2 separate regions of the Homo sapiens genome follow, and region 2 is linked to region 1. Evidence: read pairs that join two places in POLR2A ChIA-PET (ENCODE). Cell type or tissue: PC-9. All regions are shown on one strand. Links, peaks and the distances in the headings refer to the core of each region. The heading gives the core; the rest is flanking DNA.

What was found. ChIA-PET counts read pairs that join two places held together with the same protein. Peaks named below come from ENCODE experiments on the same cell type or tissue, not always from the same donor. Only the 100,000 strongest peaks of a DNase experiment are listed, where the experiment ranks them.
Region 2: POLR2A ChIA-PET joins it to region 1 with 6 read pairs; 1 of 35 experiments calls an interaction of 5 or more read pairs at or near these places.

The regions. Positions count from the first base shown.
Region 1 is chr4:55,375,320-55,383,659 of GRCh38, forward strand. It overlaps SRD5A3-AS1 (SRD5A3 antisense RNA 1), which reads right to left. Exons shown (of 4, transcript NR_037969.1): 2 at 2,288-2,451. It overlaps LINC02928 (long intergenic non-protein coding RNA 2928), which reads left to right and starts at 2,475. Exons shown (of 3, transcript XR_941060.4): 1 at 2,475-3,384; 2 at 7,598-7,661. In PC-9, for the core only: no CTCF peak of the experiment used is centred there; a DNase peak (open chromatin) is centred at 3,982; H3K4me3 peaks cover 941 bases; H3K27ac peaks cover 1,842 bases.
Region 2 is chr4:55,889,687-55,898,026 of GRCh38, forward strand. It overlaps EXOC1 (exocyst complex component 1), which reads left to right. Exons shown (of 19, transcript NM_001024924.2): 12 at 537-700; 13 at 1,629-1,736; 14 at 2,949-3,025; 15 at 3,866-4,094; 16 at 7,031-7,214. EXOC1-AS1 (EXOC1 antisense RNA 1) reads right to left here. Exons shown (of 5, transcript XR_941069.4): 5 at 1-840. Among named protein-coding and RNA genes, the nearest start is that of EXOC1, 40 kb to the left of the region's middle. In PC-9, for the core only: no CTCF peak of the experiment used is centred there; DNase peaks (open chromatin) are centred at 4,055 and 4,285.

The DNA of each region.
Region 1 (8,340 bases), core at 166-8,165:
TTCAGTTGTCTGCCATTTACAGAGTTGTAAAATACCTCAAGACAATTAAAGACACAGATAATAACTTGAAGAGACTACTATATAAGACACGAGTAATATTTCTTGTTCATTTCAGCCGTTTACATTTTTTTTCCTGAAACTGTAAACAAATTTTGAATTTCTACCCAAAACTCAGCCCTCTTGAGCACTAGATTGGATTCCCTTTCACCTACCTAAGGACATTGGCCATTCTTCCCTCTATTATATCAATTTTTTGCCCTTTTCTCAACATTCCTGCTTTCTCATCAGAAGACAAATCTCTTTTTGAGGCAGGGTCCCCTTCTGTCACCCAGGCTAGAGTGCAGTGGCATGATCACGACTCACTGCAGCCTTGACCTCTCTGGGTTCAGGTGATCCTCCTGCTTCACCTTCCTGAGTGGCTGGAATTACAGGTGCGCACCATCATGTCCGGCTAATTTTTGTATTTTTTGTAGAGACGGGGTTTCACCATGTTGCTCAGGCTGGTCTTGAATTCCTGGGCTCAAGCAATTGGGCCGCCTTGGCCTCCCAAAGTGCTGGGATTACAGGTATGAGCCACTGCGCCTGGCCCAAATATGTTTTTTTTTTTTTTTTTGAGATGGAGTTTTGTTCTTGTTGCCCAAGCTGGAGTGCAATGGCACGATCTTGACTCACTGCAACCTCTGCCTCCTGGGTTCAAGCGATTCTTCTGCCTCAGCCTCCCAAGTAGCTGGGATTACAGGCATGTGCCACCATGCCCAGCTAATTTTGTATTTTTAGTAGAGACGGGGTTTCTCCATGTTGGTCAGGCTGGTCTCGAACTCCCGACCTCAGGTGATCTGTCCGCCTCGGCCTCCCAAAGTGCTGGGATTACAGTTGTGAGCCACCACACCAGGCCCAAATATCTTTATATTTATTTTACTTATTTATTTTTTTGAGAGAGAGTCTCATTATGTCACCCAGGCTGGAGTGCAGTGGTGTGATCTCGGCTTACTGCAACCTCCACTCCCAGGTTCAAGCGATTCTCTTGCCTCAGCCTCCCCACTAACTGAGATTACAGGCATGTGCCACCATGCCCAGCTAATTTTCGTATTTTTAGTAGAGACGGGGTTTCACCATGTTTGCACCATGTTGGTCTCAAACTCCTGACCTCAAGTAATCCACCTGCCTTGGCCTCCCAAAGTGCTGGGATTACAGGCATGAGCCACTGCGCCTGACCCCAAATATCTTTTTAAAACGTAACTCCATTTCCCTCACCAGATACCACCTGATTTCGCTGATTCTTTGGCAGCAAAGCTCCTAGAAAGATTAGTCTATTCTTACTAACATCAGTCCTTTCCCTCCCACCGCTAAATACCCTATAGTCACTTTTTTTATTTTTATTTTATTTTTTTTAGCTCTCAGAACTTTACTAAACTGCTCTTGAAAAGGTCTCCAACGACCATGCTGCTAAACCCGACAGTTGTTTCTCAGTGTTCATCCCAGCATGGTAGCAGTTGGTTACCTCATTTGAGATGCATTCTTTAATTGGTTCTGAGACACTACACTGTGGATTTTCCTCCTACCTCCCTGGCTGTTCCTTCCCAGGTTCCTCTGCTGATCTCTTCTGTTTCCTGATGTCTGAATGTTGAATTGCCCCAGTTCTCAGTCCTGGGTCCCTTTCTTTATCAATACTTGGTGATCTCATCCAGTCTCATAACTTTAAATACTATTTATATGCTGACAACTTCTAAATTTATATATTCAGCCCAGACATCACCCTGACCTCTAGACTCATATATCTAGTTGCCTACTTAACAGCTCTACTTGACTTGAAAAGCACTAGCTGTTCTCAAGTTTGACATGATTAAAGGTAAATTTCTGATTTTCCTCTTCCCCACACCTGATCCACCTACATTCTTCCTGTTTTTTCACTTACTCAAACCAAAAGCCATGGAGTCTTCCTTGACTCTTCTTTTTCTTTCACAATCCAGAAATCAGTGGGTCTACAGTTAGAGCATGTCCAGAATCTACCTCTGTTATCATCTTTCTACAAACTGCCATCGTGATTTTCATTCATTTTTTGCCTAGATTATTGCAACTGACTAAGTGAGCTCCCTGCTTTCCCCCTTATACCTTACAGACAATTCTCAACACAAGCTAGAGTGATCTTTCACAAACATAAATGAGATCATGCCACTACTGTCCCAAACCCTGCAACACAGCTGCCAATTTCTCTTGGAGTAAGGCTGAAGTTCTTCTACTAACCCACTAGGCCCAGTATGTTGTGGCTCCCAGTCACACACATTACCTCGTCTGCTATTCTCCTCAGTGGACTGTAGATGATCATGTATATGATGCTCCTTATACACATCAGTCATGCCCTGCTTCAGTGTCTCTGCACTGGCTTTTCCTCTGCCTGGAATGCACTTCTCCAAGATATCTGCATGGCCTTCTCACTCAGCTTCTTCAAGTCTTTGTTCAAACATCACTGTATTAGTTATTTACTGCTGTGTAACAAAGTACTCCAAGTCTTAGGAGCTAAAAACAAACATCTATTATCTCATTGTTTCTGGGGTCAGAATTCCAGATACAACTTAGCTGGGTGCCTCTGCCTCAAGGATTCTCTGCAGTCAAGATGTCCCCAGGGCTGTTGTCTCATCTTTAAGCTCTACTGAGGGAGGACCCACCTTCAAGCGCACTCACATGGTTGTTAGCAGGATTCAGTTCCCCATGGGCTCTTGAACTAAAGGCCCTAGTTCCAGGCCAGGCACAGTGGCTCACACCTGTAATTTCAGCACTTTCGGAGACCAAGGCAGGTGGATTGCCTGAGCTCAGGAGTTCAAGACCAGCCTGGGCAACATGGCAAAACCCCATCTCTACAAAAAATACAAAAATTAGTCGGGTGTGGTTGCTTGCACCTGTAGTCCCAACTACTTGGGAGGCTGAGGTGGGAGGATCTCTTGAGCCCAGGAGGTAGAGGTTGCAGTGAGCCAAGATTGTGCCACTGCACTCCCGCCTGCGTAACAGAGGGAGACCCTGTCTCAAAAAAAAAAAAAAAAAAAAAAGAAAGAAAGAAAAAGAAGAAAAAAAAAAGGCCCCTCATTGGCTGGGGCCTCCTTCAGTTCCTTGCCTCTATGGAAGGACTTCTCCATAAAGCATCTCACAACGTGGTACCCAGCTTCCATCAGAGCAAGCAAGCAAGGGCATCCACAAAGGAAGACAATCTCATTATAACTTAATCTTGGAAATTTTGTCTTGTCACTTTTGCCATATTCTCTTTGTTAGAAAGGAGTTACTAGGTCCAGCCTTATACTCAAAGAAAGAGGATACTCAAGGAAGTCCAGGAAATTCAGACTATTGGGGACCATCAAAGAGGCTGCATACCACAGCTGCCCTCTCAATAAGGTGATCCCCTTATTTAAAATTGCAACCCAACCCCCTTGTACCTCTCCTTCTCTCTTCCTCGTTCTCTCTCTATCATACACACATTTCCATTTTCCTTTCCCTTTGCTCTGGTGAGCAATAATAAATACTTATTGTTTTGAGTCACCTGGTTTTGAGGTGGTTTGTTCTGTAGAAATAAACCTCTACAATGTACTTTTTCACTTATGTGACTGACTGCCACTGCTACTGCTTGAGACCGTCATTACAAGACTGAAGGAAGGGACGGACGCAGAAATGTAAACTTAAGACAAAAGAAACTATTTTAAAGGAAGGGGAATCAGGAAAGAAGAAGAGAACTCCCCGCTTCTAGTGAGCAAAGGCAGCCCCCGAGTTTCCACAGCCTTTCTTATTTATTGGGTAGAAAGAGCAGGGAGGAGGAGGTAACGATTGGTCAGCTGCTTAATCGATCACAGGTTCATATTACTACTAACAGGCTTCAGAAGTACCTAATCACAAGAAACACTGCGCTTGGGGCGTGACTGCCCTCAGCATTCCTTCTGGTGGCAGACGCAGTTTGTCAGTTTGCCAACATTCTGCGTTTATGAGAACAGTTTGCTGTTTACTCATATAGCCTCCAGTGGTATACTGAGTTGATCACTACCCTCAATCTTTCGGCCTCCAACACACTTAGGTACATTATTTTTTGCCTGTGTTTCCTCAATGTAATGTGAGCTACATGAGGGCAAAAATTTTTGGGTTTGTTTTTATTGCTTTGTTTGCAGATATATCCCCAGCACTAGTAAAGTGCCTGATATATAGTAGACACTCAACATTTATTAAATGTATGACTCTGTTACTGTTATCTGCATAAGTAAATAGGTCTCCTGGCTTACTTTACTCTGTTGCAGAATTGCAATAATATCTTTCTTTCAAAGATTGAATGCAGTTTATATTGACGTGTGAAATGCATCTAATTGTGCATTTATATTACCAAGAATCTGGTAACAATTCTCATAAGGAAGAAGTAAAATGAAAGGCAAAATAAACGTTTAGGAATCCATAAACTGTTACAATCTTATCCACATCTTTTTGTCAGGTTTTTCGATTTTTGTTTTGTTTTTTCTTTGAGACAGGGTCTCACTCTGTCACCCAGGCTGGAGTGCAATGGCATGATTACGGCTCACACCAGCCTCGACCTCCTGGGCTCAAGCTATCCTCCCACTTCAGCCTCCCGAGTAGCTAGGACTATAGGCACAAGCCACCACACCCAGCCTTTTTCAGGTTTTATTAGAGAAATGCAGCATTTGTGGGAATTGGAATAAATATATTTACTCTTCAAAATATTAAGATTAAGACCTGTTGGTGAAGAGGACAGTGATTAGTCTTTAACTTAGAGACTTAGATCTTTAATATTTGTTCTTCCTATAAACTTAAAAAAAAAATCAGCACTTGGAGATTTCTTGCTTCCTCACATCTAGACCTATAATCCTGTGATCTGCTATTAACTAATAGCATGACTAGTGATCATGAATTTTTTTTTTTTTCCCAAGACAGAGTTTCACTCTGTTGCCCAGACTGGAGTGCAGTGGTGCGTTCTTGGCTCAGTGCAACCTCCGTCTCCCGGGTTCAAGAGATTCTTCTGCCTCAGCCTCCCAAGTAACTGAGATTAACAGGCACTTGCCACCGTGCCCGGCTAATTTTTATATTAGTAGAGACAGGGTTTCACCGTGTTGGCCAGGCTGGCCTCAAACTCCTGACCTCAGGTGATCCGCTTGCCTCGGCCTCCCAAAGTGCTGGCATTACTGGCGTGAGCCACCACGCCCAGCCAATCATGAATGTTTGACATGTAGATTGTGTAAAATCTTTGAGGTTAAAAAAAATTCATGCTACAGGAACCATGTAATCCAGTAAATGGGAAATAACTCATTCCTCTATAATGTTATCCCTCCTTTCTGTCCTTATGCAGTGAACGTAAATAATGTTCAGTGCAAAATGTAGCCCATAGTAATAGATGAAAAAGGATGGACTTTAGCTTATTAGGTTAATAAGTTACTTCTTACTACTTTAAGTACTTTAGCTTATTAGGTTAATAAGTTTCATCACCCTTTCCCACCTAATTGTCATGGCCAAATTGAACTTCCAGTCCTTTCTTCTTCTCCATCTGAAATTGTCCATAGAGTTTCCTTCTATGATTTTGCTTTTAAGACATGGAAACAAAAGGGAAAAAATGAAATCCATCACGTGATTCTCTGTATGTGCAAGCAAAACCAGAAGGATTCTCCTTTACCAAACTCAGGAAGTTTATACAGGGCACATTTGTGGAAAGAACACGGAAAACACAATGCTTACTAATGATATTTCTCCTCCTGGATCAGACAAGAAGATCAGATTTTTTATACCAGTTTTGATCAGTTTAATGCCTTATAAAAGGCAAAAAATATAATATATTATATATAATGCCTTATATAATGCCTTATATATAAAAGGACCTTATATAAAAGGACCTGTTTCCAACTCTTTACACGTTACCCTTCTGAAACAGAAGAATAGCAATTTATGTGTTCAACCTAACGTACTTAACATCTGCTATATGGAAGGCACAGAGGTAGGTCCCATGGGGAATACAGGGCTGCATAAGACAAGATTCTTGCTCTCAAAGAGCATTCATTTCAGTATGAAGATGATGTAGATTTATCAACAACCTATTGCTTTAAGTTAAGATCATGGAGGAAATCTGTCAGTGCCCATCATTTCCTCACCACCTTATCCTCTCTTCTACACAAAGCCCAAATCCTGACACCTAATAGACTATCTATAGGACCATATGCTGTGCAGTTGCACTCTCAGAAGGGGCACATGCTTGGTTTAATCCTCTGCTGTTGCTGTCTTGGAATTCTTAGTGATTTTATCTTCGAATTTGTGTTTGGTAAGTGAAGCCAGTGAGACAATGAAGCATGCACATGAGCAGTGGAAACACCCCAGCGGGGAACGCATGCATGTGTGCATGATTCAGGGCAGTCCAGAGTGCAGCTGAGCCAGTACCTGGGCCCAGTTGCAGTGGTGATGGTGGCGGGCAGCAGGAGTAACAGTCAGGACAGCAATGGCTGCGGCTCCAAAGACAGGAAAGGGCTCTGCATATGGACATTGCCAGGACCACCAGTGGGAGACCAGCTCGCCTGTCCCTTGCCAGAGCTTAGCCCCGCATCATCTGCACAAATAGTAACTCTCCATCCTGAGTACTGGGACAGGAACTCATTCTGCTAACTTCTCAGTAAATTAGTACAACATGTATACAATAAAAGTGTATACATGAATATTGTCATAGCATAGCAGGGGGTTATTAGAATTCTTAAAGGATCTAAAATGTCTAGTTTTGAAAACTACTACAACATGGCAAAGCAAATAACCTCAGGCTTAGAAACAGAAATTAAGTTTAAAGATTGTCACATTCTACAGAAAAGAATGCTATTTTCCTAGGAAGTACAAACCAATTGTTTGGCAGAAAGATAATTAAACATGTTTTTTTTCTTATAATTGAAGAGTCAGTGACAGAATACATAAACAGGCCTTATGAATTATATACAAATTATGAAGCCACTTTCAGTTTCTTGTAAGACCTCCACAAGTTTCAGGAAATATTTCCTTATGTCTGCAGAAACATTAAAATATCATTGTGTAAATTTATACTTAAAATTAAATTCAGACTTTTACAGAAAACTGAGTTGTCTAAGGAGTTAAGTCCCTTTAGAAAAATTATTCCACAAGAACCAACAACTCTAGAAGTATTAAAATTTATATTTCAAAATAATTTATCAGAAATTTACCTTAGTGTTGTCACAGTTTATGAAACACTCTTAACAGCTGCATCAGCAGAAAGATCCTTTACGAAATGAAAAATTATCAAAATTTATTTGTGACTTTATATTTCCCAAGACTGGCTGGTGTTGCTTTCAGTCTTATCTATTGGTAAAGAAATTGTATGACATAAATTTCATATCTATTGAAAATGAAAGTGAAATGAAAAGAATAAATTTTGATGAATTTGCAGAAAAGTGAGCCAGAAAAATATAATAGGACATCACATTAATGAATGATTATTGTTTACTGTATTATATAAAATTATGACATCACAATTATTAGTTTAGCAATGTTTAAGTTCATGTAGTTACTCCAGTATCACTATTATCCCATTACATTAGTATCTTTAACTGTACTTTTTTCCTGTTTTTTACAGAGGAGGTCCCATATTTTCGTTTGGCACCAGGCTCAGCGAATTACATAGCCAGCAATGACCACAAGTAAGAGTGTTACAGATTTTTGTTATAAGCCATCATAGTAGACAATGCTTGCCTATGAATGCTTAAGGAGAGTAGAAAAAGAGCAAGAAATGCAAGAAAATGCATGTTCTTAATGTGTGCCATATAAAATCTATCAGGTAATAGGCATTTAATCTATGTTAAGAGTAAAGAAATATAGCCAGGCGCAGTGGCTCACACCTGTAATCCCAGCACTTTGGGAGGCCAAGGCAGGAGGATCACGAGGTCAGGAGTTCAAGACCAGCCTGACCAATATGATGAAACCCTGTCTCTACTAAAAATACAAAAATTACCTGGTCGTGGTGGCACACGCCTGTAGTCCCAGCTACTTGGGAAGCTGAGGCAGGAGAATCACTTGAACCTGGGAGGCAGAGGTTGCAGTGAGCCAGGATTGCACCACTGCACTCTACCCTGGGCGACAGAGAGAGACTCCGTCTCAAAAAAAAAAAAAGAAAGAAAGAAAAAAAGAGTAAATAATACTGTGGGCTATAGTGCAGAATTTGTCATAAGGAAAAATCTGTTTGCATTTAATCCAGGACTGATGTCACAAAGCAATTGGGGACAATGCCTTCAATTGATGCCATTCTCATTAAAATTAGGAGTTTTGGCTGGACACAGTGGCTCATGGCTGTAATCCCAGCATGTGGGGAGGCCAAGGCAG
Region 2 (8,340 bases), core at 316-8,315, 510 kb after region 1:
TCATATGTAATTGACTTTTTTTGGTAGGGCAAAATGATCAAGTATGGGCAGTTTCATGTGGTTCAACCTAATATATTGATTTATTGTGGAGGTAACATTGAGATGCAGCAGTTTTCTTCTGAAGTATAACAAAGTCATGCTGGCTAATATGCTAACGTGGTCCTCATTGACCTTCATCCATATTCCTGTCCTTTTGAATGGAAAAGAAACCCTCATCTACTTTAGTCTAGCGATATCACCAGGCGACTTTATGAAATGGGCAGGTTATAGACAATATGCTCCTTAAGGTCCCTTTCAGTCCCGTTCTATGGATCTGTGTAGTTTCGCTTCTTTTTTCAATATGCTCAGAATTAGGACACCAATGTTAATGGAAGATAAGGAAACTATACCACCTATCCCTTATAGAAGATTTGTGCACTAACTAATATGAGCCCTGGAAGATCAAGCCAGTAGAAGATAGAAGATCTATCCCTGCTTTATACTTTGGATCATTTATTTGTGAAGATCACAACTTTCAAAGTTTTATTATTTCTTAGGTCTTCATGGAAGTTCGGGGAAATTAACTGGATCTACTTCTAGTCTAAATAAGCTCAGTGTTCAGAGTTCAGGGAATCGCAGATCTCAGTCATCTTCCCTGTTGGATATGGGAAACATGTCTGCCTCTGATCTCGATGTTGCTGACAGGACCAAATTTGATAAGGTAAACTAAAATAACAAGTACTTCTTAAACATTAACATTAGTTTTCTAACAGCAGTTTGTGGTTGCTCTAAGTGTGTTCAAAGATTTGGGTTCTTCTGGCTCTCTTAAGCATTAACCATGTCTTTCCAACTGAATCGAATCTGGGAAAAAAAAAAAAAAAAACTAGTCAAAGGACAAGTAAAATGTGAATTATCAATGAAATGGCATAAAAGCTTTATTAAAATTTGTTATAAATCATAAAATGCTTATATCTCAAATCTAAGTTGTTTGGGCACCTAAAAAGTAAGAGGAAATAAAAGCTTTTGTGATGCTGGCCTTTCTCTGTACTAAATTAAATAAGTTTTTTTGTTTGTTTGTTTTTGAAATGGAGTCTTGCTCTGTCACCCAGGCTGGAATGCAGTGGCACAGTCTCAGCTCACTGCAACCTCCACCTTCTGGGTTCAAGCAGTTCTTCTGCCTCCCTCCCAGGTAGCTGGGATTACAGGTGCCTGCCACCACACCCAGCTAATTTTTGTATTTTTAGTGGAGATGGGGTTTCACCATGCTGGCCAGGCTGGTTTCGAACTCCTGAGCTCAAGTGATCTGCCCGCTTTGGCCTCCCAAAGTGCTGGGATTACAGGCATGAGACATCATGCCTGGCCATAAATAAGTTTTAAAAGTTGATCTTTGTGCTCCTCTTTCCAGATGTGAAGTGAATAACTGTGAGTTTTATTTTAGGTTTATTTTGTGGCCTTGTTATACCTTGCTAATACCATTGTCCTGTAGATCTTGGAAGAGTTTGTTTTTGGGATTCCATTGAGATTATAAATTCATAGATTAGTGAGATTATGGATCCATGGTCTGTGCAGAAAAGAAAATTAAATGTGGAGTGTTATTTTAAGCATTTGGTGCAGTTCTTTCGTTATAGGATCACTTTGGTTTTCTTCAGATCTTTGAACAGGTACTAAGTGAACTGGAGCCCCTATGTCTGGCAGAACAGGACTTCATAAGTAAATTTTTCAAACTACAGCAACATCAAAGTATGCCTGGAACTATGGTATGGCTCACAGTGTATTTTGGATAGTATTTATGATCTGTAATATAATTAGCTTAATTAATATGTGGTCACAATTTTATGATCAGAAGAGAAAAGGAAAGAATTTATCATGTAAGGATTTTTTTATGATGTAAGGATTTAGGATGTAAGGAATTTTTGTAATACCACAAGATGATAAAAACAGTGACAGATGAAGTTTGGGCATCTAATTTAATATTTCAGAATATTACAAGCCTAAATATTCTCTAAATTAGTGGGGGGAGGAATGTCTGAGTTTACTTTGCAAAGAACATTATTTAAAAGGCTAGTTTAACATTTTAGTAGTCATCAAGATAAATATAATGTTTTAAAATGATGTTAGAGTGTATACACTTTGGTATACCAAATAACAATAATGATAAATAAAAGAAAATGAGGCCTCAGATTTGCCTTCCTTGTGGCTTTGTTACTAACTAGCCATGAGATCTTAAGCCAGTTATTCGATCCCCAGCTTTCCTCTTCTGTAAAGTAGATATCATAGTGCCTATTCAGCATGCCTTTCTGGTAGCATACATATAAGAGAATAAGATGAGAGAGTTTCTTGAGTATTTTGAAGAACTTAAAAACAGTGCAAATAAAGTGTTTTTTAAATTATCATCTCAAAATTGTATGCCACAGACAACCAACTTATAAAAGCAGTCATAAAATAAATGAGAAATGGATTATGATAAATGGTTTAGAGTGTTCATTGTTATGGTAGTAATGGTGGCAAATTTGTTTATTTGTTGGCCTCTGTAAGAATTTTTTATAGCATTTTTTTAATGCTGAAGTTCTATTAGAATAATTGATGAGATTTCCTTAATTTTTTAAATTCTCTTTTGAAAGTTGTGTTTGGACGTTTTCTATTTTTGTGGTGGTTGTTGTCAAGCTGCCCCCACTCCCACACCTTGCGTTCAGCTTCCTGTACCTCCCTACTTCCCCTCAGGTGCACACACAAATACAACTTCTCACCCCACAAAAGTTCTTGGATAAAACCTAAGAAGAGTATCTCATGAACATTCTTAAATAGCATACTAAATTATATAGCTAGCTTTATCATAATGCTACCTTTAAAAATATTTTTCATAATGTATTCTTTCCTAGGAATTTTAAGACTGAGCAGGCTTTTGCTATATCAATACTAGTCAAATTGTTGGTCTTTTATTATGTAAAGTGCCTGAATAATTTTTGCAGGCTGAAGCAGAGGACCTGGATGGAGGAACATTATCACGGCAACATAATTGTGGCACACCACTGCCTGTTTCATCTGAGTATGTCTTTGTTACTATCATTGTTTATTTTGGAAAAAATAAACTTTAAAATGTGGAGTGCTGCTCATTGAGGGGTCTAGATGTTTCTCAGTAGCCTGACAGCACTCACAGTACCAGCATGTGTGTCCATTGTCTTATCAAACGTTTTACTGATTTAAAATAGGGCCTATTTTATGGCTCTTCAACTCTTCCTTGCTCCAGGACTTACAGAAGATGAAGTCAGTCTGTTGTTTGCTGGTAGGGGGAAGCCTTTGAATTGTAGTGTATTTCTTAGAAATCACAAAGCACATTTCATGACCCAGCTTTACAAATTAAAACTAATTCAAATGATAAAACCCAACATCAGTAAAATATTTTTATATCAAAAACTACTATAATCATATTTAGACATTTTTATTTGTTTTTTGTTGTTGTTGTTTTCTGAGATGGAGTCTCCCTCTGCTGCCCAGGCTGGAATGCAATGGCGCCATCTCAGCTCACTGCAACTGCACTTCACCTCCCGGGTTCAAGCGATTCTCCTGACTCAGCCTCCCAAGTAGCTGGGATTACAGACATGCACCACCACGTCTGGCTAATTTTTGTACTTTTGGTAGAGACAGGGTTTTACCATGTTGGCCAAGCTGGTCTTGAACTCCTGACCTCAGGTGACCTGCACACCTTGGCCTCTCAAAGTGCTGGGATTACAGGCGTGAGCCACCACGCCTGGCTATTTAGACATTTTTAATTGAAATTTAATTATGGTATTTTTGTCCTTTTGTATATACCCAGTGGATTAAAGTTAACGGTGAATTCACCTGAAGCTTGTTATAACTTTATACTTCTTGTCTGTTTTCTGAACAGGAAAGATATGATCCGCCAAATGATGATTAAAATATTTCGCTGCATTGAGCCAGAGCTGAACAACCTAATTGCATTAGGAGACAAAATTGATAGCTTTAACTCTCTTTATATGTTAGTCAAAATGAGTCATCATGTGTGGACTGCACAAAATGTGGACCCTGCTTCTTTCCTAAGTACTACATTGGGAAATGTTTTGGTGACTGTCAAAAGGAACTTTGACAAATGCATTGTAAGTTTTCTTTTTTAAAAAAATACCTTAGCATCCTAGTCATTGCAAAATATAGGTAAATGTATTTAAAATCGAGGGATTTCCAGCTTTCTGTTGGGGAATCTGTTGTTTATGTCCCTCGAAGCAGGGCATGGCAACAATCTACATGAACAGAGTTAGTTGGGTGGCACTATGCCAGCTAGTTTCCATTCCACACTGTGAATCTTGGCAAGTTCTGGAGGAAGTGGCACAGTGGCACCAGTTGCTTAAGAGATCCACTGGAGGCCAGACGCAGTGACTCACACCTGTAATGCCAGCACTTTTTAAGGCCGAGGTGGGCAGATCACCTGAGGTCAGGAGTTCGAGACCAGCCTGGAGAACATGGCGAAACCCCATCTCTACCAAAAATACAAAAATTAGCCGGGCGTGGTAGCACATGCCTATAATTCCAACTACTCGGGAGGCTGAGGCAGGAGAATTGCTTGAACCTGTGAAGTGGAGGTTGCAGTGAGCCAAGATTGCACCAGTGCTCTCCAGCCTGGGTGACAAGAGTGAAGACTGTGTCAAAAAAAAAAAAAAAAAAATCTACCGAATCACTGACATCTCAGTTTATTAGTCAATGACCATTGATTTAATGAAACAATTGAAACAATCATTTGGGTTTATTGTTATTGTTCTTCTTTTAATACATTCTAGTAAGAAAACTAATTTGATTATTTTAATTATTTAATTTATTTTAATAGTTTAGTAGCTTTAATAATTGTATTTTATTTTAGGAATAAATTGTTATAACTGAGCAATTATCATTTTCCTCCTAATAGAAAAAAATTTGACAACTTTCTTACTATCTGTTACTTTTTTTTTTTTTTTTTTTTTTTTTGAGATGGAGTCTCGTTCTTGTTGCCCAGGCTGGAGTGCAACAGTGCAATCTCGGCTCACCGCAACCTCCGCCTCCTGGGTTCAAGTGATTCTCCTGCCTCAGCCTCCCGAGTAGCTGGGATTGCAGGCATGCGCCACCACGCCCTGCTAGTTTTGTATTTTTAGTAGAGATGGGGTTTCTCCATGTTGGTCATGCTGGTCTCAAACTCCCAACCTCAGGTGATCTGCCCACCTCAGCCTCCCAAAGTGCTGAGATTACAAGCAAGAGACACCGGCCATCTATCCATTACATTTTTTATACTTGTATGTATGAATTGGGCTAGGCCAGGTTAAAAAATGCTTCATGAACACTTCTCAAGGCATGGCACTAGAGAAGGTAATCTAGACAAAGATATAAATTCATATTTTCTCATAAGTTGCATATATATATATAAAGGACATAGGTTTGCCACTGAAGAGGAGGGTGGTTTCTTCTGCCTGTCATACTTCTGTATATCTTATTTCAATAATGTCTTATTTTTGATAAGATCTTATCTCTCATTTATGAACACTGGTCAATAAGATCAATAGACAGCATTTATAAATGAGTGCTTACTGTGTACCAGGCACAAGTCTGGGCACTTTGCACACATTATGTCATCTAATCTTAAACCCAGCCCCTCAATAAGGTAGATTGTTTGAGAGGTGAAGTTACTTTCCCCAGGTCCACAGTTAAAAAATATGGATCTTGTATTCAAACCCAGAAAGTCTGGTTCTAGTACCTGCAATCTTACCACTACCTTTTCTACTGCATCTGTTTTTCACCTCACAGTTACCAATACTGATGAAGTAGAACATTAGTACAGATAATATGAAATAACTGACTATACTCTTAGGGTTTTCTTATACTAATGTCAGAAGCCTAGAGATAATTATTTTTCTAATCCATGTGTCATATGGTTTTTGAGTTATACTCCCCAAATCTCAACACAATGAAATGTTAGGTAGAAGCTGAAATAATACAAAAGTATTTGGCAGTGTAATCATTCCTACTGAGTAGATTTAGATCCCTTCAGAATCATAGAACCATAATTGAATCCGTGGATCGTTTTGAACCTAAGATTCTGTCTGCATGAAACATTTCTTTCGCATTTTGTCATATAATGCACAAGCAGTTTGTGGAACTAAGGCTAAGTGACTAATAAATATATGGAAAATTAAATAATGCAAATCCATATGGAAATGCCTATCCTCCCTCTTTGTTTCTGTACTCTGAAAATAGAGAGTTTGTCTATCCAGACAGAAATTTTAGACTGACGAAAATTGGAAATGACTGTGGTTCTCAAACTTGACCACGTGGCCACCAACCAGAAGTTACCCGGAGGGATCCTATAGGTGCTCTGGAATCTTCTCTCCTGTAACCTAAAATCAGTAATTGCCTTGTACTCATCTTTCATAAATGGTAGAAATGTGTGTTGACTGTTTTTACTTTGTACAGAGACTTGAAGTTCACGGCCTTGATTGTATTTTGTTTTGTTTCATTTTATTTTTTGAGACAGTCTTGCTCTGTCACCCAGGCTGGAGTGCAGTGGCGCAATCTTGGCTCACTGCAACCTCTGCCTCCCAGGTTCAAGCAATTCTCATTCCTCAGCCTCCCAAGTAGCTGGGATTACAGGCATGCACGACCCCACCCAGCTAATTTTTTTTTGTATTTTTTGTAGAGACGAAAATGGCCAGGCTGGTCTTGAACTCTTGGCCTCAAGCGATCCACCCACCTTGGCCTCCCAAAGTGCTGGGATTACAGGCATGAGCCACCGTCCCCAGCTTATAGATGGTTTTAAATAATCTGTATTATTTTGATTTTCTTAAACTTACTGTAAAATGGTTTTATTATCTATAGAATTAGTTTTTCTTAGTTATCCTTGTTTTGATTCATCTTCAATTAGTAAGCATCCAAAGTGTTCTAGGTACCACATAATATCCTGCCTCTATGATATCTATGTATATATCTATATCTCCATCTATATATTTTGTTATGATTATATGTAGTTTTAAAGTTGCTTGGTTATTTATCTCCCTTGCTCTCTGCCTAACTTTAGAGTAACCAAATAAGGCAAATGGAAGAAGTAAAGATCTCAAAAAAGAGTAAAGTTGGAATTCTTCCATTTGTTGCTGAATTTGAAGAATTTGCTGGACTTGCAGAATCAATCTTCAAAAATGCTGAGCGTCGTGGAGACCTGGATAAAGCATACACCAAACTTATCAGAGGAGTATTTGTTAATGGTAAGCTTTTGTTATGTTCTAAAGAATTGTTATAGCTATTGTTTTTATTTCTGGTAACTAAGAAATCGGGAGCAGATAGGTTCATTATTTTGTATATCTTATAATCTTTTTTAGGTTTTCTAACATTAAAGATTTCTTGAATTTGGAAAATAAAACCTATTTGTATTCATTATGAACCACTTACATTTTAGGGTTTATGTGGGCTTATGACTATGCAAAATTGAAAATCTTTTTTTTTTTTTTTTAAGATGGGCCTCACTCTGTCGCCCAGGCTGGAGTGCGGTGGCATGATCTTGGCTCACTGCAACCTCCACCTCCCAGGCTCAAAAGATCCTCCTACCTCACCCTCCCAAGTAGCTGGGACTACAGGTGCACCCTACCATGCCCTGCTAATTTTTTGTAGAAAATCATTTTTTAAACACAAAAACATGACCTTCCAGATTACATTTGCATTTTAACAAGTGGTCTTCTAGAGATGATGGGCTGTGATGTGTGTGTAACCTTAAGCAAATCAATTCACTTATTTAGGACTCAGTTTTTCATATCTACTATACAAGGAAATTAGTACTAAAATACAAGAGAAATTAGTGCTGAAATACTGTAATTCGCTTTCTTCCTGTGTCAGATCCCACAATTAAGTTACAGAAAAGTCTGGACATGTCATTTCATCTGAAATAAATGATCTGATTGCATATATTCAGGAATTGTAAAAGCTAAAAAATTGATAGAAAATGGAATCATCTCACCAATTGTTGCCCAGGTTGGAGTGCGGTGGCATAATCTCGGCTCGCTGCAACCTTCACCTCCCGAGTTCAAGCAATTCTGCTGCCTCAGCCTCCTAAGTAGCTGGGATTATAGGCAGGCATCATCACGCCTGGCTAATTTTTGTATTTTTAATAGAGACAGGGTTTCACCATGTTGGCCAGACTTGTCTCAAACTCTTGACCTCAAGTGATCTGCCCGCCTTGGCCTCCCAAAGTGCTGGGATTACAGGCATGAGCCACCGTGTCCAGCCTTGATTTTTTCTTTTAAAATTCAAAGTAGCTTTGCTTTATCTGATTCTAAAGTAATGTGGCTAGGCACAGTGGCCCACACCTGTAATCGCAGCACTTTGGAAGGACCAGTT